Regions from separate parts of the Homo sapiens genome. Here region 2 is linked to region 1. Evidence: read pairs that join two places in POLR2A ChIA-PET (ENCODE). Cell type or tissue: HepG2. All regions are shown on one strand. Each heading gives the region's core, and the rest is flanking DNA. Links, peaks and the distances in the headings are about the cores only.

Evidence for each region. Peaks named below come from ENCODE experiments on the same cell type or tissue, not always from the same donor. Only the 100,000 strongest peaks of a DNase experiment are listed, where the experiment ranks them.
Region 2: POLR2A ChIA-PET joins it to region 1 with 5 read pairs; 8 of 35 experiments call an interaction of 5 or more read pairs at or near these places.

What each region holds. Positions count from the first base shown.
Region 1 is chr11:68,121,978-68,133,101 of GRCh38, forward strand. It overlaps CHKA-DT (CHKA divergent transcript), which reads left to right. Exons shown (of 4, transcript NR_183630.1): 1 at 1-226; 2 at 7,104-7,211; 3 at 7,464-8,105; 4 at 8,202-8,538. Among named protein-coding and RNA genes, the nearest start is that of CHKA-DT, 5.7 kb to the left of the region's middle. RefSeq lists enhancers at 1-149, 150-916 and a silencer at 166-265. In HepG2, for the core only: no CTCF peak of the experiment used is centred there; DNase peaks (open chromatin) are centred at 5,004, 5,844, 6,424 and 6,924; H3K4me3 peaks cover 1,896 bases.
Region 2 is chr11:68,048,699-68,053,889 of GRCh38, forward strand. It overlaps TCIRG1 (T cell immune regulator 1, ATPase H+ transporting V0 subunit a3), which reads left to right. Exons shown (of 20, transcript NM_006019.4): 14 at 181-299; 15 at 383-596; 16 at 965-1,090; 17 at 1,264-1,368; 18 at 1,439-1,556; 19 at 1,789-1,966; 20 at 2,043-2,197. The coding sequence ends at 2,121. It overlaps CHKA (choline kinase alpha), which reads right to left. Exons shown (of 12, transcript NM_001277.3): 12 at 4,161-5,191. Among named protein-coding and RNA genes, the nearest start is that of MIR6753, 6.5 kb to the left of the region's middle. RefSeq lists an enhancer at 1,231-2,223. In HepG2, for the core only: no CTCF peak of the experiment used is centred there; no DNase peak of the experiment used is centred there.

The DNA of each region.
Region 1 (11,124 bases), core at 3,716-8,715:
AAGAGGTGACGGGCTCGAGGCCACACGGTGGGCCAGGCTGGGCCCGGCTGCACGCCGGCTACCGGGGCCCAGCCCTCTGCACGCCTCCCGCAGCCTCAGTTTCCCTGTCCGTGGTACTGAGGATGCTCGGGCCTAGAAGTTCAGGGCTGGAGGCCCAGGGACCGTCGAGGGAGGGGCATCATCCCCGCCATGGGGCCGCCGCAACTGCCCAGAGCACAGGCCAAAGGTGCGTGCCACGGGGCTACTGGCGTTGTGGACGCTGCCCCTGCCTCCCCATCCCCCGCAGGAAACAGCCTTGTGACCGTGACTAACGCACCTTTGCCGGGGTAGAGGGGCAAGGGCCCCTGCTACCGTTTGCCACACACTGCCCCATGTCCCTCACTGCTCCCGTCCTTCCTAGAAGTGAGGTGCTGATACATATAAAAATTATGGATCCCATTTTATGGGACATGAGCTGAAACAGGAGGTTTCCTGGGCTGCCAGGGGCTTAGGAAATCCAGTGCCTGATACACAGGAAATGCTTCTATGTGGGGAGTTCACAGTCTTCCAGAAGCAAAAATGTTTTTTGGTTTTTTTTTTGAGACGGAGTCTTGCTCAGTCGCCCAGGCTGGAGTGCAGTGGCACGATCTCGGCTCACTGCAACCTCCGCCTCCCGGGTTCACGCCATTCTGCTGCCTCAGCCTCCCGAGTAGCTAGGACTACAGACGCCCGCCACGACGCCTGGCTAATTTTTTTTTTTTTTTTTTTTTTTTTTTTGTATTTTTAGTAGAGACGGGGTTTCATCGTGTTAGCCAGGATGGTCTCGATCTCCTGACCTCGTGATCCGCCCGCCTCGGCCTCCCAAAGTGCTGGGATTACAGGAGTGAGCCACCGCGCCCGGCCGCAAAAATCTTTTAGAGTGTGTACTTGGCTGAACTTGCTCCACGCAAAATGGTCTTATTTAAGGATAAAAATGAAAGGGGACTTTTGTAAGGCTGCTGTGGCGACAGGCCTGGAAGTTGACCTGCAGGGAGGTAGGAGAGACCAAGGCCCCTGGGACGGAGGCCGGCCACTGGATGTTTGAAAGGCTGAGAAGCCAAGGGCTTCAATCTGGGGAGGCCGTTTGGATAAAGGAGCCAAGGACTTTCTCTAAAAATACCGGCTCACAGGGAGGTGGGGCCATGCCAATGGCCTGCCCAGGTGACAAGCCCTTTGTCCCACTGTCCCCTGGCACCAGTCTGGTAATCTCAAAGGAATGCCAGAAATCTGGCCAGGAGGAAGGGACACTAAAGTAAGGAGTGGCCCTCTATAATTTGAAATAACTCTTTCTGGCATCTGCTGGCTTTTGTTAGGAAAAGCCTCAGACATTTTTATGGGATCACAGTTCCCTGTGGGAGGAAGAGGTTGCCTCAAGGCCAGGCATGGTGGCTTATGGCTGTAATCCCAGCACTTTGGGAGGCCAAGGCAGGAGGATCACTTGAGCCAGGAGTTTGAGACCAGCCTGGCCAACATAACAAGACTCTGTCTCGCCGGGCGAGGTGGCTCATGCCTGTAACCCCAGCACTTTGGGAGGCCGAGGTGGGCGGATCACAAGGTCAGGAGTTCGAGACCATTCCGGCTAACACGGTGAAACCCCATCTCTACTAAAAATACAAAAAAAATTAGCCGGGCGTAGGTGGTGCATGCCTGTAGTCCCAGCTACTCGGGAGGCTGAGGCAGGAGAATGGCATAAAACCCAGGAAGCGGAGGTTGCAGTGAGCCGAGATCGCGCCACTGCACTACAGACTGGGAGACAGAGCGAGACTCCGTCTCAAAAAAAAAAAAAGACTGTCTCAAAAATTAAAAATGAAAAAAAAAATTAACAGAGCATTGTGTCTTACACTTGTCCGACTACTTGGGAGGCTCAGCCAGGAGCATCACTTGAGCCTGGGAGGTCAAGGCACCCACTGCACTCCAGCCTGAGTGACAGAGTGAGACCGTATTTGCTGAATGAATGAATCAGTGAGCTCCTGGCTCAGCAATTATTAACTTATGACTTTGGGCTGAGCCTCGGTTTCCTCAACTATAAAATGGGGATTATAATACCCCGAGCATCCAGGATTGAGAGAATGTATGCAAAATGCATAGCATGCAAGAAGTAACCGTTTGGTTGCGTGCAGTGCATTGCATGGCGTTGCCTCTGCCAGTGGTTGGTTTTCGGAGATGAATAATGCATGCACTTGTAGCATTTCACAGCTTGGGAAGACAGTGTCGTATAAGAAAAGAATTTGGGCCGGGTGTAGTAGCTTATGCCTGTAATCCCAGCACTGTGGGAGGCCAAGGTGGGAGGTTTGCTTGAGGCCAGGAGTTCAAGATGAGCCTGGGCAACAAGTGAGACCCTGTCTCTACAAAAAATAAAATAATTGGCCAGGCACAGTGACATGTGCCTGTAATCTCAGTTACTTAGAAGCCGGAGGTGGGAGGATCCCTTGAACCCAGGAGTTCAAGGCTGCAGTGAGCCATGATCACGCCACTGCTCTCCAGCCTGGGCAACAGAGGCTAGGAAAATAAAAATACATTTTAAACAAAAATAATTCAAACACTCTGATAACCAAAATGTCAATGTCTGTGCACAAGTAGACGAGTTTGAGAGAAACTTGCTATGGCAGGTAATTGGAGGTTGTTCCAATTACCAAACCTTTTCCTCTAGGATAAGATAAAAAAATTATCCAAAAGCTCTGTGATTGATGCTGAATTCTGAGAGCAGACTCAGAGGGTGGGTGATGGGCCTTAGGAGGGATAGAGGAAAGATTGGGAAGTTCCCGTCCACTCTGAATTTCCTGCTGATGGGTTCCTCGGGGTCCACCCACGGGCCTCAGCCCTGCCACCAACTCCAAGGCCTGTTCTGAGAAAGGGCTTTGTGAGTCTGACTCCCCCCAAGATGGGGGAACCCACTGTCAAGCACCTGGTAGGAGCAGGCTTTGAGCCCTTTCAAAGATGCTGCATACAGCAAGTTCCCTAAGCAGCAGTGAGGTGAGTGTCATTAGCACTTCATCTCCCAGGTGGCAAGGGAGCTTCCCAGGGGATAAAACCATTCGTTAAAGGCCAGCAGGACCTGGGACTCCACCCAGGACCCCATCCAGGGGAGCCTTGTCCTTCTGTCCTTCTGCACCATAAGCACCTTTGGCCCAGGAAGCACTAGACATTTGGCACAGTGGGGGTTCCCTCACGGGCTGGAGAAGCAGAGCCCTGGCAAGGCTGTGCTCACACCTCCTCCCAGGTCACACCCAGGACCAAGCACCCCTGCTCCAGTTCTGAGCCTTAAAATATTGATGAGAGCACAGAGGCCACCTGGCTGCAATCCTCCATGTTGAAGATTGGGTTGCAGTGCCAGCTAGCAGAGTGACATGGAGCTGGGCTTTCCCTGAGTGCTGAGCGTGGCCCCAGCCCAGCTCTGTCAGCGAAAGGCTGTGTAGGTCCAGCAGCTTTCTGGAGGTCTCTGAGCACAAGTGTGGTCTGACTTGGACTGACCCTTCTACCATACATTTGGCTCAGCACCCGCAGCCAGAGTCTAGGGCCCACAGGGCTCAGAGGAAGCAGGTGACTAGAATATCCATCTGTCTGGTGGGTGGGGCAGGCATTCCTCCTGTCCTCATTTGCAGGGATTTTGAGTATAATATTATGGGTAAAAATTCTGGCCAGGTGCAGTGGCTCACGCCTGTAATCCCAACACTTTGAGAGGCCAAGGTGGATCACCTGGGTCAGGAGTTCGAGACCAGCCTGGCCAACACGGTGAAACCCCGTCTCTACTAAAAATACAAAAATTAGCCAGGCATGGTGGCACATGTCTATAGTTCCAGCTACTCGGGAGGCTGAGGAAGGAGAATCACTTGAACCTAGGAGGTGGAGGTTGCAGTGAGCCGAGATCATGCCACTGCACTCCAGTCTGGGCAATAAAAGCAAGACTCCATAACGCGCGCGCGCACACACACACACACACACACACACACACACACACACACAATCTTTAGAGGTCATGCTGCCACCCACTGTGTGACCTTGGACAGAACATCTACCTTTCTAAGCCACTTTCCTCATCCCCAAATGGAGTCCTACTCTACAGGGCTGTTGGGGAGATTCACCGAAACCAGCAAGGAAAGAGCTGGGTGTAGAGCCAAAGCCCCACAAAGGGTATCTATGCTTTTCAGCTTATTGTTAGCTGGATTCCCAGAGCCTGGCAGAGAGCAGCAAATACCCATTCATCCTAAGTGCCAGTGGAAGCGCAAAGCCTGCAGGAGCTCTGGCAGGTCTAACAGGGCCTGGAGAGTTTTCCATTCTTTGAAGCTCCTGGCACATTCAAAAATTAAGAAAAATCTAGGCGGGACACGGTGGCTCACGCCTGTAATCCCAGCACTTTGGGAGGCTGAGGTGGGCAGATCACCTGAGGTCAGGAGCAAGACTCCATCTCTAAAAAAAAAAAAAGAAACATCTCGACAGGGTTACCAAAACTGGGGCATGTTTGAAATACTTAAATTGAACAAATCAGTGCTTTTAACACACATGCAAAAGTCCCATTCAAGATAATTTTGCAATTCTCAAGGTAATAGAGGGATTACTTTAAAATAATAATGGAGCCAACCAAGCATAGTGACACCTGCCTGTGGTCCAAGCTACTGGGGAAGCTGAGGCAGGAGGATCACTTGAGCCCAGGGGATTGAGGCTGTAGAGACATGATTGAGCCACTGACTCCAGCCTGGGTGACAGAGTGAGATACTGTCAATAATAATAATAATAATGGTTTGTAGAGCACCTTAAGTGGTATGGTGTGACAAACATCTTTCAGGCCTGACAACAGATCTCTGTACTAATCTGATTATCCTTATTCAGATGTATCTAAATCTGAGGCCCTTGGGGCACATGATTGCCTCCTGGGGCTGCCATAGTAGACCCTGGCAATGACCTAGTGACCGTTCCTCTACTGGAGATGATCCCCTGGGCCCCTCAGAATGCATTTCCTGTGTCCACATAGCCGGTGTTTTAAGTCAGGTGATCTTTTTTTTTTTTTTTTTTTTTTTGAGACGAGGCCTCTCTCGTTGCCCAGGCTGGAATGCAGTGGTGCAATCTCGGCTCACTGAAACTTCTTCCTCATGGGTTCAAGTGACTGGCCTGCCTCAGTCTCCCAAGTAGCTGGGATTACAGGTGTGCACCACAACGCCCGGCTAATTTTGGTATTTTTAGTAGAGATGGGGTTTTGCCATGTTGGCCAGGCTAGTCTCGATATCTGCCCACCTCAGCTTCCCAAAGTGCTGGAATTACAGGCATGAGCCACCGTCGCCAGTCTTAAGTCAGGCAATCTAAGCTCCCTTTCCAAGTTTGTTGAAAACCTGATTTGAGGTTTTGTGCTTTAAGCTTGCATTACATTTGTAACACAATAAATGCAATTTTTGGCACAATAAATGCAAAATTGTGGCGCAGTGACTCATACGTGTAATCCTAGCACTTTGGGAGGCCGAGGCAGGTGGATCACCTGAGGTCAGGAGTTCAAGACAAGCCTGGCCAACAGGGCGAAACCCTGTCTCTACTAAAAATACAAAAATTAGCTGGGCATCGTGGCAGGTGTCTATAATCCCAGCTATTTAACAGGCTGAGGCAGGAGAATCACTTGAACCTGGAGGGCAGAGGTTGCAGTGAGCCAAGATTGCGCCACTTTACTCCAGCCTGGGCAAAAGAGCCAAACTCTGTCTCCAAAAAACAAACAAACAAAATAGAAAATAAATACAATTTTTAAAAAGACCCCAGTCATCATGCAGGTTACACTGTGGGGATAACACTTCTGGGCTAGGAGTTGGGCAACCTGGGTTCAGGCACCGCACCCCCTCTGCCGGCTGCACAGGGCCCCTCTCCCCTCAGTCAGCCCTGGGCCCTGCAGGCTGGACTTTTGCCTGGTAGCTTTGGGCTGGCCCTCCCTTCTGCAGGGGACCCCTTGTACAGATGGGTAAGCAGAGGCACAGGGGCACAGGCAGGACAGCGGCTCTGCTCACGCAGGATGCCATGGCCAGTCGTGGGCCTACTCCATCCTTGATCCTCCCCTCCCAAGGGCACTTGCCATCCAGGCCTGAATGGCAAGAGGCCCCTAAGGGGCCCCCAGTCCTGTCGGCACCCCCTTTGAGTGACTGACAGGGAGGCAGGGGAGCTGGCAGCCCCCATCCCCACACCAGCTTGTGGAAGCTACCAGCGATCGGTGGGGCCCCACTGGCAGCCCGTCCGTGTAGCCTTGGCCGGGCCCCCAAGCTTCTTAGAATGCCATCTAAGAAGGCAGAGGGGGATGAGCGGCGGCGGGGAGGAGGGGCAGGCCTTGGGAAGATCCACTGGGTCACAGGGAAGCGAAGGCGGACCCTCCTCCCCCAGCGCTACTGCCCGGGCCGAATTCCAAGGCCAGCGGCTGCCCGCTGAGAAGGAATCCGGACCAACGGGATTCTGGCTTCCCTCTGGCCCCTCCTGGCGAGAGCGGCGCCGGGAGGAGGGGGCCTCAGAAGGGGCGGGCAGGGGCGGGGCCCGCGGGGTAGGCGGAGCTCCCAGGAAAACAGCGGGCGGGGCCTCGCGCGAGGGGCGGGGTTGGCGGCGAGGCGTCCCAGGACCCCCATTCCTCCCTCCGCCCCGGGGCTTCTGGGGAGCGGCGCAGCTTGACTGCCACCGACTGCGGGCCTCCCTGCCCTACAAGCCCCCACCCCCGCCCCCCCTTGGGACCTGGCGAGGAGTTGCCCCGCAAAGTTGGGGCTGGTGCGGGGTTAAGGGGATTACAATTTTCCTAGGACTTAGTGTGCTGAAGCTGCTTTTGCGATTAGAATTTATATTTACAATGCTGATAACAATAAACTACCCAGGCTACCGCGCCACGTGGACGGGGGTGGTGGATGGAAAGGGAAACCCTTGGCCACCAGCAGCCTGTGATAAGGCCAAGGTTCCCTGGCTGGATTGCTGCCTAGGATGCCTGTGGTCCCTACCCCCGCCCGGGAGGCAGGATTGACTAATCCGACCAAGCAAGGCCTCCAGGCTGGGCCAAGAACCCCTTCCCAGTCCTCTCCCAAAGTCTATGTCCTTGGGCTCACGCTGTCCTCTCCTGTCCTTGCCTCCTGCATCTACAGACCCCTGAGGCCCCCTCCTCCTTCAGAGCATGCACGTCGCAAATTCTCAATGACTGTTTGGAGGAATGAATAAATGAATTGTGAACAAATGGTCTGAAGATTCCAGAGGTAGCCTAATGGGGCCCTGCTGCTTGAGTTCTAATCCCAGCCCCACCAGTTGTTGGCTATTTGGCCCTGGGCAGGTGATTATTCTCTCTTTGCCTCTGTACCTTGCCCGTAAAATGAGGAGAATACCAGTACCTACTGCATAAGGTTGTTAAAGGATTAAATGAGTGAATAGTTACAAAGAGCCTGGAACAGAGTGTTCAAAGAAACACACAGCCACAGTATTAAAAAAATTAAAAACCCATTTCTCTCCAGGCTTCTGCCATCACTCTGTGTGACTTCAACATTCTACCTGCATGACCTATGCAGCACCTGGCCGCTGTTACCTTGCCACCCTCACTGACATCTTCTCTGCATAGGCCTTCCACCATGCCCTGTACTTTCTCCCCACTAGAAATAGCCCTGGCTCTGAAATGTGTTTTAATCATCCCACTTTGGGTCCACCAGTTCCTAGCCTTTGAGCTTAGGCCTCTCCTCCAGGACCCTCCCTGGCTACGATTTCCCAACCCCTCTCGACCTTCCATTCACTGACCTTGCCACTTTCTTGCCTCTTGTCTGCACCTCTCCCCATCCCTAGTGTGGATTCCATCCCCTTGTGAACGCTGCCACCCGTCCTGGCAGAGACTCAGTACTTCCACTCTCTGAATGCATTTCTTCTTCCTAGGCACACCAGAAGACTACATTTCCTAGCCCCCCACCCCCTTGCAGTGTCTGGGACCATGTGACTCCTTAATTAGGTCACTTCTCTCTCCTGGGAGGCCCTCTCTGCCCTCTCTAAGTCTAACTAGTGGCAAAGGATCTAAGGGAAGAAACCTGGCAGAGTTACTAGTCCCAAGAAGCCTGGGTCCCTGAATCACCACATGGAAGTCTACGCGCCCACCACCTGAATGGACTAAGGTATGAACAGAAGTAATACACACCCCTTTAGGGCCAAGGAGGTGAAACAGCTGGTATGCCTTCCTCACACTCTCCTCTGCTTTCCTGGTGACCTAGGAAGCTGCAGGATGAAGACAACAGCATCACAAGGAGGAAGCCAGGATCCCTGTGTTACCACAAGGAGGAGAGATGCCTAACCAAGACCGTCTGCAAGGATTTTGTGTGAGCCAGAAGCAGAGCTGTATGGTGTTCAGCCACTGAGATTTGAGGGCTGTTTGTTACAGCAGTTGACCTATCCTGACTGACACATCACATCATTCCTTTCCCCACCATGTGTCTAACATGCTACCAAATTGAATTTTAAGTAAATTAGTACTTATAAATTAAGTACAAATGCTTTTCAAATTCACATGAATCTTTGGTAAATAAAACTGGTTGTAAAATTATTGATAAATATAGAAATGTCTGAAATTATTGATAAAATAGCCTTGTGCAAGTAAGACTAATTTAAGATCATTGGTTCAATGAAAATAACTGAATCTTCTGAGTTGTCGGCAAAATGCTCATGTGTTTAAGATTCTTAGATAGGTGTTCACTTAATATTCAGACTTTAAAAATGATTAACCAGGATATAACTTTGACCAGCCTAGTATCATAGTTTTTATAAGTAATCCTGGGCCGGGCACGATGGCTCATGCCTGTAATCCCAGAACTTTGGAAGGCCAAGGTGGGTGGCTCATGAGGTCAGGAGATGGAGACCATCCTGGCCAACATGGTGAAACTCCATCTCTACTAAAAAAACAAAAAATTAGCCAGGCGTGGTGGCACGTGCCTGTAGTCCCAGCTACTCGGGAGGCTGAGGCAGGGGAATCACTTGAACCTCGGAGGTGGAGGTTACATTGAGCCGAGATCTTGCCACTGCACTCCAGCCTGGGTGACAGAGTGAGACTCCATCTCAAAAAAAAAAAAAAAAAAAAAGAATTGTGGAATCCTGCTGGGCATGGTGACTCATGCCTGTAATCCCACACTTTGGGAGGCCAACGCAGGTGGATCACTTGAGATCAGGAATTTGAGACCAGCCTGGCCAACATGGTAAAACCTCATCTCTACCCAAAGCACACAAAAAATTAGCCAGGCATGGTGGCAGACACCTGTAATCCCAGCTACTCGGGAGGCTGAGGCATGAGAATTGCTTGAACCTGGGAGGTGGAAGTTGCAGTGAGCCAAGTTTGCACCACTGCACTCCAGCCTGGGCAACACAGCGAGACTCCATGTCAAAAACAACAAACAAACGAACAAAAAGAATTGTGGAATGCTGCTCATCCATAAAATGCTAATATCTAATGGGCATTTCAGGATTTCTTGCTTTCTAGATTTATATAAAATGTGCCAAAGATGTGTTCTTATTGAGAAAAAGAAGAATTTTGTCTAATTCAGAAGTTATCTGCCCAGACGCAGTGGCTCATGCCTGTAAACCCAGCACTTTGGGAGGCCAAGTTGGGTGGATTACTTCAGGTCAGGAGTTCAAGACCAGCCTGGCCAACATGGTGAAACACATCTCTACTAAAAATACCAAAAAAAAAAAGTTATCTAAAAGTCAATTCAAATTATGGAGTTAAAAGTGGTTCTTGGCCAGACGCAGTGGCTCACACCTGTAATCCCAGCACTTTGGGAGGCCAAGGCAGGTGGATCACCTGAGGTCAGGAGTTTGAGACCAGCCTGAGCAACATGGTGAAACCCCATCTCTACTAAAAATACAAAAATTAGCTGGGTGTGGTGGTGGGCGCCTGTAATTCCAGCTACTCAGGAGGCTGAGGCAGGAGAATCTCTTGAACTGGGGAGGCAGAGGTTGCAGTGAGCTGAGATCATGCCATTGCACTCCAGCCTGGGCGACAAGAGTGAAACTCCATCTCAAAAAAAAAAAAAAAAAAAGGTCCTTAAACAAGGTTGAAAGAAACCATTAAGTAGGGGAGAGAGAGATGTGAAAAAAATTATGGATACAAAGATGTATTTTTGGCAAAGAAGCTTATAAAGAAAAGACAATACCTTTATATGAGAAAGGATCTTGTATGGAAAATTATTGTCCTAGAGTAGAATGACTGGTTATTTAAGAAAGAGGAAGGCCAGATGTGGTGGCTCACACCTGTAATCCCAAAACTTTGGGAGGCTGAGGCAGGGGGATCATTTGAGCTCAGGAGTTTGAGACCAGCCTGGGGAACATGGTGAAACACTGTCTCCCCAAAAATATAAAACTTAGCTGGGCATGGCAGCATGTGCCTGTAGTCCCAGGTACTCGGGAGGCTAAGGTGGGAAGATTGCTTAAGCCGAGGAGATTCAGGCTGCAGTGAGCCAAGATTGTGCCACTGCATTTCATCCTGAGCAACAGAACAAGACCCTGTCTTTAAAAAAGGAAAGAAAGAAGGAAGGAAAGAAGGAAGGAAGGAAGGAGAGAGAGGGAGAGAGAGAGGAAGGAAGGAAGGAAGGAGGGAGGGAGGGAGGGATGGAGGGAGGGAGGGAGAGAGAGAGAAGGAAGGAAGGAAAGGAAGGAAGGAAGACAGAGAGAAGCTGGGTGTGGTGGCTCATGCCTGTAATCCCAGCACTTTGGGAGGCTGAGGCGGGTGGATCACCTGAGGTCGGGAGTTCGAGACCAGCCTGACCAACATGGAGAAACCCCGTCTCTACTAAAAATTCAAAATTAGCTGGGCATGGTGGCACAGACCTGTAATCCCAGCTACTAGAGAGGCTGAGGCAGGAGAATTGCTTGAACCTGGGAGGCGGAGGTTGTGGTGAGCTGAGATCACACCATTGCACTCCATCCTGGGCAACAAGAGCAAAACTCCATCTCAAAAAAAAAAAAAGAAAGAGAAAATGAAGAAAGAGAGAAATAGTCTAGGACAAGTCAGAAAGTCCAAGCAGGACATAGATGGTTTGTGTAAGTTGTGATAAGATTTGTAAAGGGGAGGCCGGGCGCGGTGGCTCAGGCCTGTAATCCCAGCACTTTGGGAGGCCGAGGCGGGCGGATCACGAGGTCAGGAGATGG
Region 2 (5,191 bases), core at 1-5,000, 77 kb before region 1:
GCTGGCACCGTGGCAGCTGGCCCATCTGCGCTCTGTTGCCCCTCGGTGGGTGGGTGATGGATGAGGCTGCAGGCTCCGAGGGGGAAAACAGGGTGGTGAGAGAGTGACTCGGGCCGGGGACTTCCTGGCAGTGATGGCGAGGGAGCCCCTGAGTCCAGCCCACCCCTGCTGCCACCCTAGATTTGGAGCCTGGCTGCCAACCACTTGAGCTTCCTCAACTCCTTCAAGATGAAGATGTCCGTCATCCTGGGCGTCGTGCACATGGCCTTTGGGGTGGTCCTCGGAGTCTTCAACCACGTGTGAGGGCCAAGGCTGCCCGGGGGACGGGAGGCTGGCAGGCCAGAGTGGGCCCCAGTGAGCACACCTCCCTCTTGCCCGCCAGGCACTTTGGCCAGAGGCACCGGCTGCTGCTGGAGACGCTGCCGGAGCTCACCTTCCTGCTGGGACTCTTCGGTTACCTCGTGTTCCTAGTCATCTACAAGTGGCTGTGTGTCTGGGCTGCCAGGGCCGCCTCGGCCCCCAGCATCCTCATCCACTTCATCAACATGTTCCTCTTCTCCCACAGCCCCAGCAACAGGCTGCTCTACCCCCGGCAGGTGGGCTGCGGCTGGTGGGGGCCGGGCTCACACGGCCTCATGGGGACCCCGCGGTCACAGGGCCACTGGGAGCTGCAAGATCCTCGTCCGAGAAACGGGGATGCAGGCCCCGGGCCGTGCAGACAGGGCCGTCAGAGGTGATGGTGTGCATCTTTAGCAGGTGGCACAACTGGCACTGGGAACCGGGGGTCCCTTCCCTCAGGAGTCCTTATGGAGGCAGACCCTCACCCAGTGAGGGCACGGAGCCCCCGGGGGCCCTGGAGGGAGGAGCGACCGCAGGCTCTCTGGGCCCCGTGACTGCTGTGACTCAGGTTCCTTTGCAGGTGTGCACAGCAGGGACGCCCTGACTCTCGCCCTCTCCCTGGCAGGAGGTGGTCCAGGCCACGCTGGTGGTCCTGGCCTTGGCCATGGTGCCCATCCTGCTGCTTGGCACACCCCTGCACCTGCTGCACCGCCACCGCCGCCGCCTGCGGAGGAGGCCCGCTGACCGACAGGTGGGACCGGGGCCTAAGGTGTGGGGGGCTGCTTGCGGGGAGAGGCCACTGTCCGGTGTGTCCCTGACTCCTCGCTTCCTGACAGACTCCTGAGTGGCCAGGAGCAGGCCTGGCGGGTGGTGGGGGACCTCCTGGGGCTGGAGTGCTGCCAACACTGCCTGCTCATGCCCCAGGAGGAAAACAAGGCCGGGTTGCTGGACCTGCCTGACGCATCTGTGAATGGCTGGAGCTCCGATGAGGAAAAGGCAGGGGGCCTGGATGATGAAGAGGAGGCCGAGGTGGGTGCAGTGCCTTCCTGGGGGTGGGACGGCTGAGGCCCTGCCGGCCCTCACTGCACCCGCCCCGCAGCTCGTCCCCTCCGAGGTGCTCATGCACCAGGCCATCCACACCATCGAGTTCTGCCTGGGCTGCGTCTCCAACACCGCCTCCTACCTGCGCCTGTGGGCCCTGAGCCTGGCCCACGCCCGTGAGTGACCTGGCCACCGACGGCTGGCCCCAGCTCCTGGCTTCTCACATACCGCTGCTGGCTGGGCGGGTTGCTTCTCTCTGGGCCTCAGTTTCCCCTCTGTAAAGTGGGACTGTCCAAGGAGGTCCCTCGCTGGCCCCCCGTGCAGGGAGGGCTTCAGGCTGCGGCAGGTAGGTAGGGGGCTGGCAGGCACCCACTTGCCGTTGGCCCCCACTGTCTCCTTTGCTTGCAGAGCTGTCCGAGGTTCTGTGGGCCATGGTGATGCGCATAGGCCTGGGCCTGGGCCGGGAGGTGGGCGTGGCGGCTGTGGTGCTGGTCCCCATCTTTGCCGCCTTTGCCGTGATGACCGTGGCTATCCTGCTGGTGATGGAGGGACTCTCAGCCTTCCTGCACGCCCTGCGGCTGCACTGGTGAGCGACCACCCACTGGCCTGGGCTGCTCAAGGCGTGAGTTCCCCTCACCAACCCCTCTGCTTCTCACCCCCAGGGTGGAATTCCAGAACAAGTTCTACTCAGGCACGGGCTACAAGCTGAGTCCCTTCACCTTCGCTGCCACAGATGACTAGGGCCCACTGCAGGTCCTGCCAGACCTCCTTCCTGACCTCTGAGGCAGGAGAGGAATAAAGACGGTCCGCCCTGGCAGTGATGTCTCGTCTCTCTTCCCTCCTTTTTAGCTGAGGCAGGTGGCAGGGTAGAAGGCATGGTGTAGGATCTGGGACCTCAAAAGTCAAGGCCTGGACCTGAGCAGATCTGCAATAATGTCAGACTCTTGGGGTGAAAAGGGGCAGAAAAGGGCCAAGGAGAGATGTTTCCAGCACATTCTAACTTGGAGTGAGCAAATGTCTTCCCAGGCCGGGTCAGGGGAGTGAGCTCCCCATCCTTGGAGGTGTGCACCTGGCTGTGAGCGGGTGTCTGGGTTACTCTCTGTTGGGAGTGGTGCCAATATCCATGCCCTGGTGCCGGGCCTCAGGGGTCTGGAAGTACAGAGCAGTGTGGGGCACCTGAGCCCCGGCCAGTGCTCCATGCAGGGCCATGGTGTCACACGCCCAAGGCCACACACCTGCCAGGAAGGGTAGAGGCTGTCCCCAGCAGCAGACATTACCCAGGACCCCGGGGTTCAGAACAGGGGCTGAGCCTGACTCCAGGCCCAGCCTCCCCTCACCTGAGACTACAGTCTTCCTGATCCCTCCCAGGTGGTCCTTCCTGCGTTGCTGGCAGAATGGGGGTGGCTTTCTGCAGTTCCCTCTGGCCTGGGTCCCACCCCCACTGGGAGGCAGAGGAAGTGCTTCCCAGAAGCCAACAAGCTGCAAAGTGGTTCTTCCCACAGCTGTGGCTGAGGCCAGCTGCTGGGAGGAGCCTGTCCATTGGCTCCTGGACTGCTTTGCTCAGGACCTCTGGATGCCAGGGGTCGTATCAGGGGCTCTAAGGTAATTCCACATGCCCAGCAGATTCAGCTTAGAGAAACGGTGCTCACAGTGCTGGGGTAGGAGCAGAGAAGGCTAAATGAAGGACTCCGGAGAGCTGCAGGTGGATCTGGACCAAATCCAGAACCCAACGCCTTACTCCCTCCTGGGGAGAGAGCTGGGCAGAGACTTGGGGCGGGCAGTGAGGTGGGGATAGGTGAGCAGCACTCGTGGTGAGTGGCCCCAGTGTGATTTAGGAGGGGTGCAGTGTGGGATCCCAGGGACATGACCAGTCAGCCCCGCCCTGGCTTTGACATGGGGGTGCCTGGCAGTGGTGGCTAGAGAAGTCCAGTTTGCCAAGAGAATGGCACATAAGGCACTGGGGTGGGCACCTCTGGGGCATGGACATAGGGAGACATAGGGATGGGGTGGGTCACCTGCGTGGAGGACTGGGCACTGAACAGCACAGGCCCGAGCCCATCCTTGTCCACGTGAGCTTATGGCCTGATGTAGAGACCACCAGGGGCTCCAGGAAAGTTAAGCTGCATGGAGAGAAACGATGGGCCAGGGCCGGGCCCAGGGTGGTTTAGGGAATGGCAGTGTCCTGGGTAGAATAGGAAGGCCTGAGACTGTGACTGAGCTGACAGTGGGGCAAAGTGAAGGAGCCCAGTATTGGAAGATCGGCTCCACATGTATCTCTGCGAGGAGACTGCAAGCGAGCTCGTGTGGACCAGGCAGAGGCGAGGGCTGAGTGAGGCCAGCAGTGGCCTGGGCACAGGAAGACGGTGAGTGAGAAGCCACTGGAGCTCCTGTGCAGGAGCGCAACACCTTTACTGCTTCATTCAGTTTGGCTTCACCTGCTTAAAACTGTAACTCTCTAGAAGGCTGAACAGCAAAAGCCTCCCTCCTGCCCAGCCGCTCAGCATCCCCAGGCACCAGCACTGCTCCCAGTCTCCAACGTCCTCCAGGGCTCTTCGCTTCTGGGCTAGAAGCAGGGAAACCAGAGTGTGCTGGGGAAGAAGAGGAGGAGGTGGAGGAGGGCTGATGATGGGGCCACATGCTGCTGGGATGCCAGCTGAGAGCAGCGGAGCACTGCTAAGCTAAGGGGCTGAGTGGGTGCAGATGGAGCCCTCCGTGGGCTCCTTCAGGTACCAGGAGCCCTGCCTGAGATTCAGGACACATCCAAGGGTGACAGCTTGAGGTTGGGTTTTTATTTTTTTATTTGTATAGTACAATCTCTGTGGTAGCAGAAATATATGCACAAAAAACAATTCAAATAAGAGTTCAGAGTAAAAAAAAGTCAGCTAAGACTGTATCCCGCAGGACATTTCATATATATGGATTTCACAGCTACACTCGATCCACGCCCCACACCACATACAGGCTGCTGTCTCCCACAAGAATGATGATGTCAGGGGCATCAGGAAAGGTAAGGGCCGGGAAACCGGGCCCTTGGAGAACCCTGCCCAGGGGAGGCCCAGCCTACTCACAGGATCCGACACTCCAGGCAGAGCAGAGGGCAGGAGAGGCCCAAAGAGCTAGGTCAAGCAGCTGGCTCCCCTGGGAGGGGAGCCGGGAGACAGGGAGGTCCTCACACTGCCCCCGTGGCCACGCATGGCTGTCTGCACACTCCATCAGGAGGAAGGGCAGGGGAGAAGTCACATGCAGTACAGTGAAACTCATCAGTGTCACACACGCCCAGCAGGAGGGGAGAGCTCTGCTCCACACGCTGGCGGCCTTGGCTGCTCCAGAGCAATCCGCTGCTCCAGCTTCAGCCATGGGACCAAGAGGGTAAAGGAGCAGCTTCTGGAGGCCCCAGGCAGAGGCCACCTTGCAGCAGTGACTGGCGACTTTGCAGTACATCTCTGCTCACTTGCTGTCCCTTGGGAGTGAGCACCGTCTATAACACATCGCCATCTACAAAAGCCTGGTCACAGTGTTCACCAGCACATTCATGAAAATTTAAATCAACATTAACCAAAGTACCTGCAAGTAACACTGCTTACTCTTGCTGTTTGCCTCATCTGACTGGAAACCTTAGCCCCCAAATATGAAATGCCTTCTCTAGATTAAAAGGATTCAGAGATGTTGCACTATTGCACTATATTTCTGCTTCCCGATCTCGTTTCTGAGTCCTAGTGAAATCGTAAACAAGAGATGAAATAAACGTCGCTCCATTTTAATACCGTCTTTAGTATCATACACATGTGTTCAGTAGTGAGCCACCCAAAGC